2 separate regions of the Mus musculus genome follow, and region 1 is linked to region 2. A link is a loop called in an ENCODE intact Hi-C map of the cell type or tissue named here. Cell type or tissue: left cerebral cortex. All regions are shown on one strand.

What was found. Hi-C counts contacts between places; a loop is a spot of excess contacts. Peaks named below come from ENCODE experiments on the same cell type or tissue, not always from the same donor. Only the 100,000 strongest peaks of a DNase experiment are listed, where the experiment ranks them.
Region 1: it touches region 2 in a loop (2.1-fold over the local background); 3 of 42 quality-filtered maps call a loop at or near these places.

What each region holds. Positions count from the first base shown.
Region 1 is chr5:76,409,746-76,417,745 of GRCm38, forward strand. No RefSeq gene overlaps it. Among named protein-coding and RNA genes, the nearest start is that of Nmu, 50 kb to the left of the region's middle. In left cerebral cortex, a CTCF peak has its summit at 4,331 (motif pointing left); a DNase peak (open chromatin) is centred at 4,351.
Region 2 is chr5:76,231,861-76,239,860 of GRCm38, forward strand. It overlaps Clock (circadian locomotor output cycles kaput), which reads right to left. Exons shown (of 23, transcript NM_001289826.1): 16 at 5,161-5,302; 17 at 4,422-4,522; 18 at 3,906-3,995. It also overlaps the pseudogene Ube2n-ps1. Among named protein-coding and RNA genes, the nearest start is that of Tmem165, 52 kb to the left of the region's middle. In left cerebral cortex, no CTCF peak of the experiment used is centred here; a DNase peak (open chromatin) is centred at 4,861.

The DNA.
Region 1 (8,000 bases), 180 kb after region 2:
GAACTGTCGTGGAGAGTAGAGAGGGATGCTGCTTACTGGCTTGCTCCTCATGGCTTGCTCACCTTACTTTCTTGTACCACCAGGACCACCTGCTCAGGGGTGCCACCACTCATCCATCAGTAATACACAGCACACTGTAACATCAGGACCACAGGAAACTATGGCCATTTTCTTCCATCAGTCAAATATCTGTAGCTACTTTTAAGAGCAGAGTTACTTTGTAAACATAATCTACATTAAGAATCAAGTTTCACTTTGACAAGTTGTGATGCAAAGGCAGGGAAGAGAATAGTGTGGTTGAGGGGTGTTGAGGTTTGGCCTTGCTGTCTATTGTAATGTTAAGTGCCGACCCCCAAGACCTGGAATCTTCATGTAGACCTGTGCCCCTTCTCCCAAGTTTTTTCTGATTGGTAAATAAAGATGCCAACAGCCAATATCTGGGCCAAAAGGTGGAGCTTAGGTTTCTCAGGCTTGGGGTCGGAGGAGAATGATGCCAAGGAAGAAGGTGTAGGAGGAAGAGAAGCCGCCAAGGGTTAGGTGAGCCATAATACCATGACCCTAGGGCTGACCAATTGGGCTTAAGAGCAGCCCAAATAAAACATAGTTAAGAAATACGAGATTACAGAGCAGCGAAAGGCTGATCAGAAAGCTGTGGACTCGCAGATTTTGTCAAAGATTAAAGGTGTTCCTCAGCTCCAGGGCTACCTGCGATCTCAGTTTTCCCTGACAAACAGGATGTATCCTCACAAACTGGTCTTCTAAATTGTTAACCTAATTAAACAGCTTCATATGTTCAAAAAAAAAAAAAAAAAAAAGAATCAAGTTTCCCAGAACCCCAAAGCTGACCAAATGCTGATAATTACATTTCTGTATCTGTAACTATAAACAATATTTACACAGGGCAGTAGATTTTCAAGGCCATTTCCATCACTGATAAAGTGGGGGGCATTTGCAAAAGTCCTATTAAAATGTGGCTATTACTGAAAGCAAAGAATTTTCTCCTTAAAAATGTGAGGCTAAATTTTAACAAAAACGTCTTGACTCCTCATACAAAAAAGGTGTATGTGATTTGCACATGTGATTTAGAGGCTAAAAGTATTAAAATACGTGGGCAATTGTCTGGGAGTAGAGGCTGGTTAACTGGGCAGCAAGAATAGGGATCTCCTTGGGTAGGGAGTGAAGTAGGTATAGCCAGAGGCCATGCTGTAGGGATTGCAACTGTCTTAGGGTTTTACTGCTGTGGATACCATGACCAAGGCAACTATTAGAAGGACAACATTTAATTGGGGCTGGTTTACAGGTTCAGAAGTTCAGTCCATTGTCATCAAGGCAGGAGCATAGCAGCATTTGGGCAGACATGGTACAGGAGGAGCTGAAAGTTCTACATCTTCATCTGAAGGCTGCTAGCAGAATACTGACTTCCAGGTAGCTAGGACAAGGGTATTAAAGTCCACACCCACAGGGCTATGCCTACTCCAAAAAGCCACACCTACTTGAACAGGGCCACACCTTCTAATAGTGCCACTCCCTGGGTTGAGCATATACAAACCATCACAGTAACCATTTGAGAAGTAAGCAAGTGGCCACTGATTGGTACTGAAAGCCACAGCAGGTAGTTGGCCAAGTAGCATAGCACACAGGGCGATATGGAGCTGGAATCAATGAGGGTATATATGTTCTGCATATGGTTGCAATGCCTCACAAAACTTTGCCTTGGACTTGGACTTTTGTCTTTATTATGGAGATGTAGGAGCTGATGGGACCTCTCACTGGTAGTGCATCATGGGAAACACTTAGGTGACTGACTATACACTTAGGTGACTATACACTTAGGTGACTATACACTTAGGTGACTATACACTTAGGTGACTATACACTTAGGTGACTATACACCCTGCCTTTGGAAAGAATATTGGCTTTGGGAGTGAGCGGTATAAAAACCTGAGCTGGCTTTTGAGTCTCCTTCTGTTTTCTCACTCAGTGATGGATTTGTTCCCAGTATGCTTCTGCTATGGTGTGATGTCACAAGTCCCTCGCCTGATCCAACGGACTCTCTGATCTTAGACTCAATCCTCAGTTGTAAACTCTTTTATTTAGCCTGCCTCAGGCTCTCTGTTATAAACAATGCGATATTAACCATATTGGGGTTTGGGTTTTTTTTTCTGTTTTTGTCATGAACAAAAACAACTTAAGGGTAAAGGGCTGATCTTAGCTCCCACTCCGTCATTGTGGGGGATGTGACAGCAGCTGGATATGAAGCAGCTGGTCACTTTAGAGGAGATCTCTGAATGCCTGCTGGTGTTCAGCTTATGTTCTCCACTTACATAAGCCCAGATATTGCCCACTATTAATATGGGTTGTCTTAGTCAGGATTTCTATTCCTGCACACACACACACACACAAATCATGACCAAGTTGGGGAGGAAAGGGTTTATTCAGCTTACATTTTCCACATTGCTGTTCATCATCAAAGGAAGTCAGAACTGGAACTCAAGCAGGTCAAGAAGCAGGAGCTGATGCAGAGGCCATGGAGCAATGTTACTTACTGGCTTGCTTGCTGCCCCTGGCTTGCTCAGCTTGTTTTCTTATAGAACCCAGAACTATCAGCCCAGGGATGGCACCACCCACAATGGGCCCTCCCACCTTCATCACTAATTGAGAAAATGCCTTACAGCTGGATCTCATGGAGGCATTTCCTCAAGGGAGGCTCCTTTCTCTGTGACAACTCCAGCTTGAATCAAGCTGACACTCAAAACCACCCAGTACATGGGTCTTTACATATTAGGTAATGTAATCAAGATGACCCCCATAGGTCTATTCAGAGACCCATTTCCCAGGTAATCCTAAATTCTGTCCAGTTGATGATTGTCGCTAACCATCATATTGGCCAATACAGTAGAGATAAAGGTGTGGTCCCTGGGAAGTAACAGAGCAGCTTGTGAGGCAGGGGTGGCACTTGGGGGCCACTGTCCCTGGCACTGAAGACAAGGTGAAGCAAAGGAATAAGGAAGAAGAGCAGAAGGGCCCTGACTGATGGGCACTCTGGTAACTGAGACACCTTCAGCAGGTGACTTCTCTCACTCCCCAGAACAATCATGCAAAGTGGGGATTATCCCATCATATAGGAGAGAACACTGAAATCCAAAGACACCATCTAGCTTTATCCAAATCACAATGGTTACAACCAGAGCAGCCAGAACTTGAACTCAGGACAATTTGACTCCAAAGATACTGGCACTGTAGTCCCATGGGCCGCTGTTATAATTACAATTTATTTAATGCCAAATCTCTGAGAACACAGGCCCCTTCCCCCACCCCCACCCCCGTGCATTCCCCTTCTGTTCCCCTCTAATGGATAAAGTGGGAAATGGTTACACCTATCTATGAATCCTACTTCAAGGAAGACAAGAAGAAAGCAGAGTACTGGATGAGCAGGCCAGAGCACACAGCCTCAGATGAGGTCCAACAGCCTCAGAGGGACCCACAGAGGAAGGCATTGAGCCAAGAGAAGAGACTGTAACACGAAAGAATGGAACAGAATCAGGGGGTTTGATGAAACCAGGTTAACCAGTGTGAAGGTTAATTAATACTGTTAACTTGACTGGGACTAGAACCACATAGGAGACAGATCTCTGGGTATATCATCTGTGAAGTAACTTCTAGATTAGGATAACTGAGGTGGAAAAAAACACCCTAAATGGGCTGCAGTCCTAGATTGAATAAATGGGAGGGGGCACCAGCTACTTCTCCCTCCCTGTCCCTCTTCTCTCTCTCCCCAATCCCCCAGTACTCTCACATTCTCGATCTCCCTTCCCCTCCCCACTTTCTTCTTTCTGACCTCTCATGCTCCCGCCTCCATGTCTTCCCCGCCATGGTGATCTTTATCCCGAGAATTGTACACTGAAGTAAAGCGTTCTTCTTTTAAAGTGATTCTTGCCAGGTAAGTCCAAACAAGTAGCTAACACATTCCTTGAATTGGTCATAGCATCCCAGGGCCTCTCCCAACACACAGCAAACTGTGAGCTCTGATAGGGACCAGCCCGAGGCACTAAGAATCAGGAAGAGGACAGTCAGTATAGATGGTCTTTGTATCAACAGCCACTGATATTCTCTTGATTTCACATACTAAGAAACACAAAAGCAATGTAATTTTTTTATCTTAAAATGTTTCTAACAAACATATTTGACATAATTACAGAACATACATATTTTAAATATAAAGGCTAGTTTGTCATATACTGTTTTCCAGTTTGATAATAGTTGATAGGTTGAGTATTATCCCAGGTGACATATTCTTCAAATTAGGACTGAAGTCAATTTGGTTTCAGAGCACCACCTGGTGGATTAATTACCAACAACCATCCAGAAATAAAGTGAATCAAGAGATCTCATGGCCATTAAAGGACTAATAAAGGAGTATGATCAACAACTTAATATTCACAGATGAAAAATACATCTGTGTTTCTACATGCAAGTGCTCTTGCGTCTGCGTGTACCGCAACCTGCATGTGAAAGTCCAAGGACAATTTGTACATGTCTCTTCTCTCTACCGTGTGGATCTGAAGAACTGGACCCAGATCTTCAGACCTGGTGGCAAACACCTTTAATCTACTCTGCCCACTATCTACAACTTCAATAGATGGAAAGAACCTTAAGTACATACTTTTGATAATTCACTCAAGAAGACATCAAATCTGAATAAACCCAAGTCTGCAAGAGAACAGATTTAAACTAATCAGTTATCAATAACCTTCCAAACACACACACACACACTCACATACACAAAGACATACACACATACACACAGAGAAACACACATATACACACACATATATACTCATGCACATACATGTACACACAGACACACACATACATACATAACACTCAGACACATATCACAACACACATACACACACAAATACACATGCACATACAGACACAGAGATACATACACACACACCACACAGAGACACACACACCATGCACATACACACAAACACACACATACACACACCTCAAACAGATATATACACACTACAACACAGAGAGACACACAACATATACACACATCACACACATACATACACATACCACACACATACAGAGACACACATATAAACACACAGACACATGTTCGCATGCACACACAGCAGACTCAGGGTTTGCTGGTGAATTCTAGAAAGCATTTAAGGAAGAACTCTAACCTCCTCTGAGCTGAAGGGAGTACCCTCAGCCTCTACATTCCCAGGTTCCACATCTGCAGATTCAACCAATCACTAATTTAAAATACTTGAGAAAAGTTCATGGTACCAAACACAGGGGCTCCTTTTACTCAACTCACTGCTACTTCCTAAACGATTCAGTGTAGTGACTCTTTGCATGCTGTTATACACTGTTAACTATGCTGTATAGCATTTATATTGTACTAAGTATTATAAGTAATCCAGAGACAATCTAAAGCATCAAAGAGGATATATAAAGGCTATCTGAAAATTCTGTGTCATTCTACATGAGAGACATGAGCACACACAGATTCTGGTATCATGGGGAAGGGTCCTAGAGCCCAGGGTTCCATGAACAACAGTAGTTTCTAATATCAAGACCAGACAACACAATACAAAAACTGTGCTTTGGTTTGAATGTTTGTGTCTCCCCAAATTTACATGTCAAAAGCTAGTCCCACTGTTACATGTTTAAGGGGAGACCTTTGGTAAACAAGTAGGTCATGAAGGCAGAGCCTCTTGGATGGACTGGGATCCTTAGGAAAAATGCCCAAGGGAGTTTAATTCCTAGTCTTCACTTCAGAACAAAAGGTGCTATGTATGGACCAGGAAACGGTGATCATTAGATGGTGACTCTGTTGCCAGCACGAGCTTAGGTTCCATATATCCCAGAGCTCTGAAAAAGAAACACCTGTCGTTTGCTAACTACCTATGTCATAATATTTTGCTACAGCAGGCCAAAATGGCAGAAAAGTGAAACTACAGACTAACATCACTCAAAAGCATTGTGCAGAAATCCTGAACAAATATCAGCAAATTAACCCAAGCAGTGTATAAAAGCCCTACACACTCTTCCAAGTGGGACTTATCCCGGGCGTGCAAATCAGGCTCAACGCTTGAAAACCGGTTAACACAACTCAGCATCTCAATAGACTAAAGAAGAAAAGTCACAATCAATAAATTATTATTACAAATAAATTAATTAATTAAAACATGTAAAAATACATTACCTATTCACAATAAGAAAAAGATTTCCCAATAAACTGAGAATAGAGAACAGAGGGGACCATTTATAGAAACCCATAACTGACTTACACTTTTTAAATTTTACCTAGTCTTTTAAAAAAGATATATTTACTCATGTATTTTATGTATGTAAGTGCTCTCTCTTCATGCACATCAGAAGGGGGAATCAGATCCTATAATTGATGGTTGTGAGCCACCACGTGGTTGCTGGGAATTGAACCCAGGACCTCTTGGAAGAACATTCAAGTGCTCTTAACCACAGAGCCCCCTCTCTAGCTCCCCAGCTGACTCACATTTAATGATGAGAAACTTGAAGCTGGTCTTCTAAAATCAAGAATCAGATAAAGATATTCCCTCTTAACATAGTACTGGGAGTTTGAGCTAATGCAATCAGACTAGAAAAATAAACGCTGAGCAAATGCTTACTGTGAAGGAAGAAATAACACTGGCTTTGTCCATGGAAAATGTGAGCTTTGTATGAGTCAGCGTGCATTACTAAATGAGATGCATGGGGAGACAGCTTCCTTTATTAAGAGAAAAGGTTTATTTAGTTTGCAACTTTGGGTGTTCGAGGGCAATGCGCTTGTATTGGTTCAGAATTGGTGAGGCTTGCGTGGGGCTTCTATGGTTGGGAACACGGGGTAGGGCAAGCAGTTACATCTTGAGCCAGGACTGGGGAGAGAGGAAGGCTGACACCTCACAGTGTCTTCTACAATGTCCCCAGACCTAAGGACAATAACCCCTTGCCCTTGACCTAAGGACATGCTCTGGGCTCTGCTCCTCAAAGGTTCCACAGAATTTCCCAACACTACCATCCAGGGAACCAAGCTTTTCAAACATGCTCACAGTTAACTAATATCCAAACCATAGATATCTTTTACCTAAAGATAAAATTTTTGACCTAAAGAAAAAAATCTAAAGAACCAACTGAAAACCTGACGTAACCAATAAGCATTTATGATGTAACCATAAGCATTTATAGCAAGATGGTATGATGCAAAGTTAACAGTGTAAAAGTCAGTCACTTTGCCAGAAACCAGGAGTGAATAGGTGAAAAACGTCACTTCAAACATAGTACCATTCACATTAGCACCTCTCAAAATGAAATTATTTGGTATAAAGATAACAAAGTATTATAAGCTAATACGAAGAAAGCTTTCACAACTGATGAAAATAACAAAGAATAACGTGGATGGAAAGATAAATGTGTGTCCACACTGCTGAACACACATGCTATTTCTTTTCAGAACTGTTAGCTGTCCATGAGTTTCAAAAATGTCTCAGAAATAATTGCTCACTGTGAAGTAATTTCCAGGACTCAGCTTTCCACACACTCTAAAGTAGTTTTAATGCCAGCAGTGGGTGTGGCTTTTATCTGAATTTGCTTTGCACTTTCAGAAGTCATCAATTTGTAACTCTTCCTGGGAGATTGGGTGTAATACGATTCTAAATTTCCATTTTATTCTTTGCTCTCCAGTAAGTGGCTACTTGACCAAGCAAACTTGTTTGGGAGCCAAATAGTTCACAATAATTACACGATTCTTTAAGAACATTTTACTTATTTTTTGAATTATTACCAAGAAATGCCTTAGGTGACAGGGGTTGGTAGTTCTCCTGATCTTCCCATTCCCATTGTCTGAGCTCTGAAGTCAGGTTTTCTCTGTGGTCTGCCTAAACTGCTTAGGGAGACCTAAAGTAAGCCAATTCAAGTCTGTAGTGAGCTGTCTAGACTTCTTCTCCTCATGGGAATCT
Region 2 (8,000 bases):
CATTTTCAGTTTTTACCCCCTTCCTTTTTTTTTTTTTTTTTTTTTTTTTTTAGAATAACAAAAAATATTTTACTAAAACATAAGATTTACAGAAGTTTCCAGACAAGCCATACAAAATGGTCACAAGCTTTTTCTTCGTCTTTTCGGGGTGGGGGTGGGGGTGGGGGTGGAGAATCTACACTTGACAGCAAAGTCACAATGTTATTAGTGAGGGCTGTGATGTTTATTTAATGTTCCCATTTTGGTTCAGACAATCAAGCTTGTCCATCTACAGCGTCTAAAGTTAGACTTGGCTAGAGAGCATATTCTAAAAAAACTGGTTAGCTGCATTTAACCACTGCAATTAGATCCTTTAAGAGGGGGGAGGGGGAAGGGGGCCATAAAATTAAAATAAAACTACTTTCCCCCTAAAAATAAAATAACACCCATACCCCTGGCAGCTAACCCTGACAACTACCTTCATTCACAGTGCCTTGTACTTTAACCATGATGGGGAAGGAGTCAAAGCAGAGAGTCCTGCTTCTCAGCATCTCTCAGCAACCAGGATGGTACTTCTAGCCTCTGCTCATGCTTTACAACAGTGAATCAGGACAAGACAGATTTGCTAATGTGCATGTAATCACCAAAGATGAAGATGCCTGGGCTTTTATTCTGTAATGTTTCTAAGACTGTGTCCATTAAATGCAAACAAAAAAAGGAAGAAGTCTTGGCAGAACAGGAGAAGTGGTGTACACTCGATGATCTGATCGACTTAAATATTGTTCATGGCATATAGCCTAGTCCATGCTCTCGCTGTTTCTATGGCTTGGGCTTCGTTGGTCTTCCATTGCTCGGCTACATCATTTGCTAATGGATCATCTGGATTAGGAGCACTTAACAAAGCCTGGATTGATAGCAGAACTGTGCGGATCTGCAGTGCTGGGGACCACTTATCTTTCAAAATATCTAAACATATTCTTCCCAACTTGTCTACATTAGGATGATAAATTTTGGTCATGAAACGTACTTTAGGTGCTGCCATTGGGTATTCTTCTGGAAGGAATAGTTCAAGTTTAAAAGTCCCTCCCTCAAAGGGGGAATCCTGGGGGCCAGCAATGACCACATGAAAATAACGGGCGTTGCTCTCATCTGGTTCTGCTTTAATGCCAGGAACTGGTTCTGCCAGCAAACGCTGGGTTTCCTTGATGATCCTGCGGGGCAGCCCGGCCATCTTGTCAGATCCCGAGTTCGGCCTCTGCTCTTGTCCCTTTTTTTTTAAGTTACAATTTACATCCTGGTAAGGGCACATGCCACTGAATGTGTGTGTAGGTCAGAAGACAACTTGGAAGAGTCAGTTCTGACTCACTCTTGACTGATTACAAGAACAAATTACATTTAGACGGTGTGCGTGTGTGGAGGTGTGATGGCACATTCCTTTATTCTTAGCACTGGGGAGGCAGAGGCAGGCGGATCTCTGTGATGTCAAGGCTAGAAAGTTCTAGGTCAGCCAGGGCTAGAGTGAGCCCCTGTCAAAAAAGAAAAGAAAAAAGAAAAACAACCCGAACTTCTATTGTAGCTTAAGAATTTAGTAGAATGAGTTCTTCAGTTGCTCACTTCACTTGGACATTTTACCAGATGAGAATGTACCCGGACCTGGACTGAATCCATACCAAATTCTGTCATCTCGAGAGTCCCCTCTTTGTGTACATCAGCAGAATTATCCAAAGTTAGGCAGGAGGATCACTAATTCAAGACCTACCTTGGACAAACAGTGAGTTCAAGGTTAGCCTAGGCAACATTTTATGGCCCTGTCTTAAAATAAAAAGTAAAAAGAAAGGGCTTGTGGGCTTATGTATAGTGTTTGCCCAGAATGTTCAAGAACCCAAGTTTCAGTTCCTAGCATCCTCCTTCCTCCCCACATATCAAAATCACTCATCTTCATCTGACTGACAACCAATATTTTATTCTGGTGCTATTCTGAAAAACATATTATACCTTTTATCTATACTATCCTTAGACCAGTTTAAACTTTAGTTTTTAAAGGCTAAGCAATTCTAAGAAATCATGAATGAATTCCTCTACATTGAGGGTTTTCAGTCTTCTGGTTTTTATGTGTAGTCAATGAGCTACAATGTAGACACACTTGATGACACTGCTCACTTACTTCTTCTGTTCTGTGTGACAGCAGAGCGGTTCACGTCACGGAACACCTACTTTCACCTTTCTGCAGTGAGTCGCAATGCCCACCTTACCCTTCCACGGCTACCTTCAGAAAGGTTGTGCTAAATGAGCTAGCTCTTTGTAAAGTTGTGCCAAGGAGACTGAATATTACTTCAGGTTTTTTGTTTTGTTTTGTTTTGTTCTTTGAAAATGGCTTTGCTCTGTAGCCTTGGCTGGATTGGAACTCTCTTTCAGAGACCAGGTTGGCTTTACACTTGTGGTGATCCTCCTGCCTCTGCCTCTGCCTCCCAGGTATTGCACCATCATCTCTGACTTCTGAGTATTACTTTTTAAAGCATAAAACAGCGACTTTTGAAGATGGCAATGACCATCTGATATTACATTCCATTAGGCTTAAGAAACATTATAAAGTTAGTACCTTCAACTTTCTCATGCCTTTTTAAAATGCTAGTTAAAATGTTGTATTTATTTTTAGGTCATACATATATTTTATTGTCACTAAAGTTATTTTTATATGTAAATGTTGTCACAATTTGAAGCATTTCTAATTAAATACAAACCAGAAAAAATAGAAACAAGCAGAGAGTACAGGATAACAAGAACAACTGAGTAAAGTGCATGCTGAATGAGAACAGAACACTGAATGCTTAGCTGTGGGTTTGACACAGTATACATCTCAAGAAAACACCTCTATAAAGATGTTATTGCTAATAACATCCTGAAGTGACACCCTGAGATTAAGGAACAAATAGTATTAAATGTCTACATATTACATAAAAATTCTGTCAATTCTTTAAAATAAGATGTAAAGGTTAAATTTAATATTTAGTAAGAGTACTGTTACAGAGCTTTTAATAGGTTAGTTGGCTAAAAATCAGGATTTAGTGCCACATAAAATAGAAGATTTCCCACTATATTTATTACTATTTAGTAGTGTTCTTAACATTTCTGAAATGTTGAATGAGCCATAAATCACACGAAGGTACACAGTAATGCTTTGAGAATTCCTTTCCTCTTGCCAATTTCAGCATTCACACCTTCTTTGGACTAAGGCCATCTTACATTTCTAAACACCTTTCCTTCTTTTTTTTTTTTTGAGGTTCTCATGTAGTTCAGGCTGATTGTGAATTTACTATATAGTTGAGGATAACCTTGAACTCCTGATTTTTCTGCTTCAACCTCCCACACACAGGTAGACACTACCATACTTGGCCTTTTCCACTTAAGCTGCATTTAAGGCTCCAAATCATGTGTGTAGACTAAATTAACATGGTATTTTAGTTATGTTATTCTTTTAGATCAAGTAGCTTGTTAGTACAGATATGCAAATACTGTCAGCATCCAATATGTGTAACTCAATATATACACAGAACTAAATAAATAGCCCGTGTGCAAATAAATGAATCAATACAGAATATATAGTTACTCAAGTCTTCCAATATCCATAAGGAGGGACAAAATGAACTAGTATATTTCATGTTTAAGATTATCATACCTGTAGGCTGTTGTTATATATAAGATGTTACAGCACAGTAAGCAAGAAGATATAAAACCATCATTTATCTGTGATTCTTTCTAGTAAGGGTCCACCAAAATCATTGCAAATAACAAAAATGTCACTACATATTCTAAATACGTCCAGATTCACTGCCTTTATATGTATTTATATATACATATGTATAAAACTATATTTGCTTAAATGCAATTATCATTTGTAAATGCTCAACTAAAACAAACAAAAATACCTGTGACATGCCTTGTGGAATTGGTAAATTTGCAGCTTGAGACATCGCTGGCTGTGTTAATGATGGACCAACTGACTGGGAGTTTATGGACTAGAAGCAAAATAAAAGATGACAATGAGGTGACGCTCACACTCGTCTTCGAGTACTTCCACCACAATACAATATGATGTGCTTATCACTCACTGACAATCAACCTCACTTTGTTGAGTACAAAGTGAGCTGCCCTTTCTACTCTTCTCTTCTCTTCTCTTTCCCATGGGGCCCAGCTCAGGCCCTTGGATGTACACTCCATGAAAAGTTGAGTGACTGAACTGAAGGCAACTAAAACTGAATAGTAGCTCTCACTTAGCACTGTTTCACAATTAGAAACAAAAGTCTAGCATTTTACTTCAAATATGGAAAAGATTTTGAGTGTCCTATGTCAGCAAAAGATTGATCCTTCCTGAAAGGGTACCGCAGACATCTGTGAGCACACCTGTGGCTCCTGCAAGGCTGTGCAGTTCGCTAAAGGCGTACCTGACTGCTGAAGGACGACCTCCGCTGTGTCATCTTTTCATGAGCTGGCAAATGCTGTCTGGGAGGAGTGCTAGTATCAGTAGGGATCTTTGTCGGTGTGGCTAAAGACAGTCAACAGAGACCAGAATTAGTACTTACAGTATGAATGACTGATCTCAACATATGCTCCAAGGAATAGACAAACTGAGTTAGTTTTTTGTTATTAGATAAAAACTAAATCCATGCCTACAATTTTAACGCCTTTGTAAAGGACAAAGCAACCATGTGAGATAGTAAAACTTGAAGCACAGTTTCTCATCATCCTCAGCACCCTCAAGGGACAGGCTTCCTAACTCCCACACACACTAACAAACGGCCCAGCGTTTCCCTGACAACCATCCATAACTCTAGTTCCACGGGGTGTGAAAACCTCTTTTGACCTCCATGGGGACCGGGCACACTTGGTGCACAGATCACATGCAGTCAAAACACTCATAAATCTTATTTACATGGTTTTACAATGAAAGGTAGAATTTTCTCTGTTTAAGGAATAATTTAAGTAGAGCATTACCACCTACATATCATCCTTTCATCACTTTAACTCTTTTCTAAAGATAATTTGCTTCTCAATGGAAGCTTTACTTCAAAACTGGAAAAGATTATCATTTGAAGATGTGCTTGACAAAAGTACTGATGTCAGCAACACAAGTAACTGAGAAGACCTCTTTGAAACATGCTTGTTTTCAGCTGAGGCACTCACAGGAAGGGTCTGAGACTGCGGTGTGAGATGACTTTCGTGAGCTTCTAGAGGAGGCAGAAGGAGTTGGGCTGTGATCAAACCTTTCCAGTGCTTCCTTGAGACTCACTGTGTTGATACGATTGTCAGACCCAGAATCTTGGCTCTAAGGAGATAAGAGGAACATAAATGCTTTCTTAGTGCTCAATGTAGAGGTCTCAGTACAGTTTTATCAGGGCTGTAGAGGCAGCTAGTGTGTAAAAGCATTTGCCATTAAACCATAAAGGACCTACATTTGAATTCCCAGAGCCCACCCACAGCTGGGTGCAGTAGCATGCCTTTGTAATCCCAAAACTTTTGTGGCAAGATGGGAGGCAGGAACAGCTGGAATCCCCCAAAGTACAAGGGACAGCTAGACTGGGGTGTACAATTGAGAGAGAGAGAGAGAGAGAAAGAGAGAGAGAGATTCAATCATTCTTAGTTTTTGCCTAAAATAAGGCTAAAAAGTATGTGTATGTATGTGTACTAATTAGGAAAAAATATTATTTAATAGTTTGTTTTCATTCTCTATTTAAAAAATAAGAAGACTCAGGTTAGACTTTTGTATTAAGTTCAAAAATTTAACTCAAAGTAGATCAAATATTATGAGCTAAAACTATAAAACTCTTAAAGAAACCAAAGGAAATGGTTTTATGACATTAGAATACCAGTAAACTGGAATTCATAAAGTTAAAAACATTTATGCATCAAAAGACAATGCCAACAGAATAAAAGCAACCCACAAGAATGAGAGGAGGTATTAATACATCAGTATCTGATCAGTACTTAATATCTAGGATATAAAACTCTCTACAAAAACTCAATTATAAAGATGGAAACAGACACATTGCATGTGAAGAGATGCACTTTTGTTTCTTGCTGAGACAAAGTCTCACACTACAAACCATGACCCAGTGACAATCCTCCTGCCTCAGTTTCTAAAAAGCTAAGATTATGGGCATGAACAACTGTACCTAGTTGGCCTGCACCTTTAAACACAACATTGCAAAGGCTATTAAGAGGATCATCTGAGCTCAGCCGGAGCAACACAGCAAAATTCCCTGTCAAGAAAGAACAAAACCCAAAACAAAAAGAGAACAAGGTGGACATGGTGGCACATCAAAAGCCACTTGGGACGCAGAGGCAGGGTGGTCAGGAGTTCAAGGTTATCCTTGGGTACATAATCAGTCCAAGGACAGCTTGGGCCATATGTGACCCTATCAAAAAAATTAAAAATAGCCGGGCAATGGTGGCCCAAGCCTTTAATCCCAGCACTCGGGAGGCAGAGGCAGGCGGATTTCTGAGTTCGAGGCCAGCCTGGTCTACAGAGTGAGTTCCAGGACAGTCAGGGCTACAGAGAAACCAAAACAACAAAAAACAACAACAACAACAAAAAAAACCCAACCAACCAACCAAACAAACAAACAAAAATTAAAAATAAAAAAAAGAGTAATGAATGAGTATTTAAGTAAGAAAATAAAGAAGGTAGAAGGAAAATAAATACTTCTCCAAAGAGGATATAAAACCCTCACCAGATATATTATTCAAACTTACTATCCAGGGAAATACAAATCAAAACCAGTCATGCTACCTCATGTTCTATTAGCATGGCTAGGACCAAACAACCCACGGCAGACACTTGGGTGGACAATCTCTCTTTGAAGCCAGCCTAGTCTACATAACTGGGTTCCTGGCTACTGAGTACTACATAGTGAGACCCTGTATGTAATCAAAACAAAACAAATCAACAACAACAAAACCCCCTACTTCTCAGAAAGCATTCAGTGTGGTAAAGATGAGAAGAAACAGGAATTCTTATGGCTTAGCAATGGGATTGTAAAAATGGTATGGCCTCTACAGAGAATAGTGTGGTAGTTTTCCTCACTTTAACAAAGAGTAACCTACCATATGATCCAGTATTCTATTCTTAGTAAACATCCAAAGAGAAGTGGAAACTAATCTGTATGTCTACCTATGTTCACACTATTTTTTGCAAATAAAAGGTGAAGACAACCCAGTATTTCTCAGACTAATAAGAGGATACACCCATGGCAGACTATTACTCAGCCCCAAAATAAAGGGAAATCTGATACAAGTTATAACTTAATGAACCCTGAGAATATCATACCAAATAAAATTAGCCAACCACAAAGGAACAAATACTGTATGAGTTTGTTCACAGTACTCAGAGCAGCAAATCAAAAACAAACAAACCAACCCTTAGTTGAAAAGAGCTGGAGGGCAAGGACAGAAAGTTGTTTCAGAGTTCACGGTTAGGAGGATGAGGACATTCTGTGCGTGGGCAGGAGTGACAGCTGTGTAACACTGGAAATGCTACAATGCTCAAGTGTGCTCTAAAACCATTAAAATTGTCATTTTATCACACAGTTTTACAAAGTAAGTAACAGAATAAAGATAGTGCTTTATTTCACGAAGTTCTGTAAAATCTTAGGAAGTCACCACTTGCTCCAAATCTTCCATTTTGCCATTTCCCCAGATGTCACTCTGTACATGAACTACCTACCCACTGCCCTATCCGTTCCTATTATCTTCCCATGACCCTTTCCTTAAACCTACCTCAGTCACTCTGTCTCTGCTTTGGAACAGTAAACACTGTAGCATGTATAAGCAGTATAGACTAAAATGACAACTTAAACCATGCTTCCTGTTCCTATACTATAGCTCACAGGCTCAAGGGTGGCCTACAATAGCCACTTACTTCAGGTAAGTATGCTCAATTCTAGTCAGCAGAATTGCCCAAGTGTACTAAGGGGCTCATTTCCCTATTCTCGAAAATTGTCTCAAGCCTTTCCTACTGTACTTAA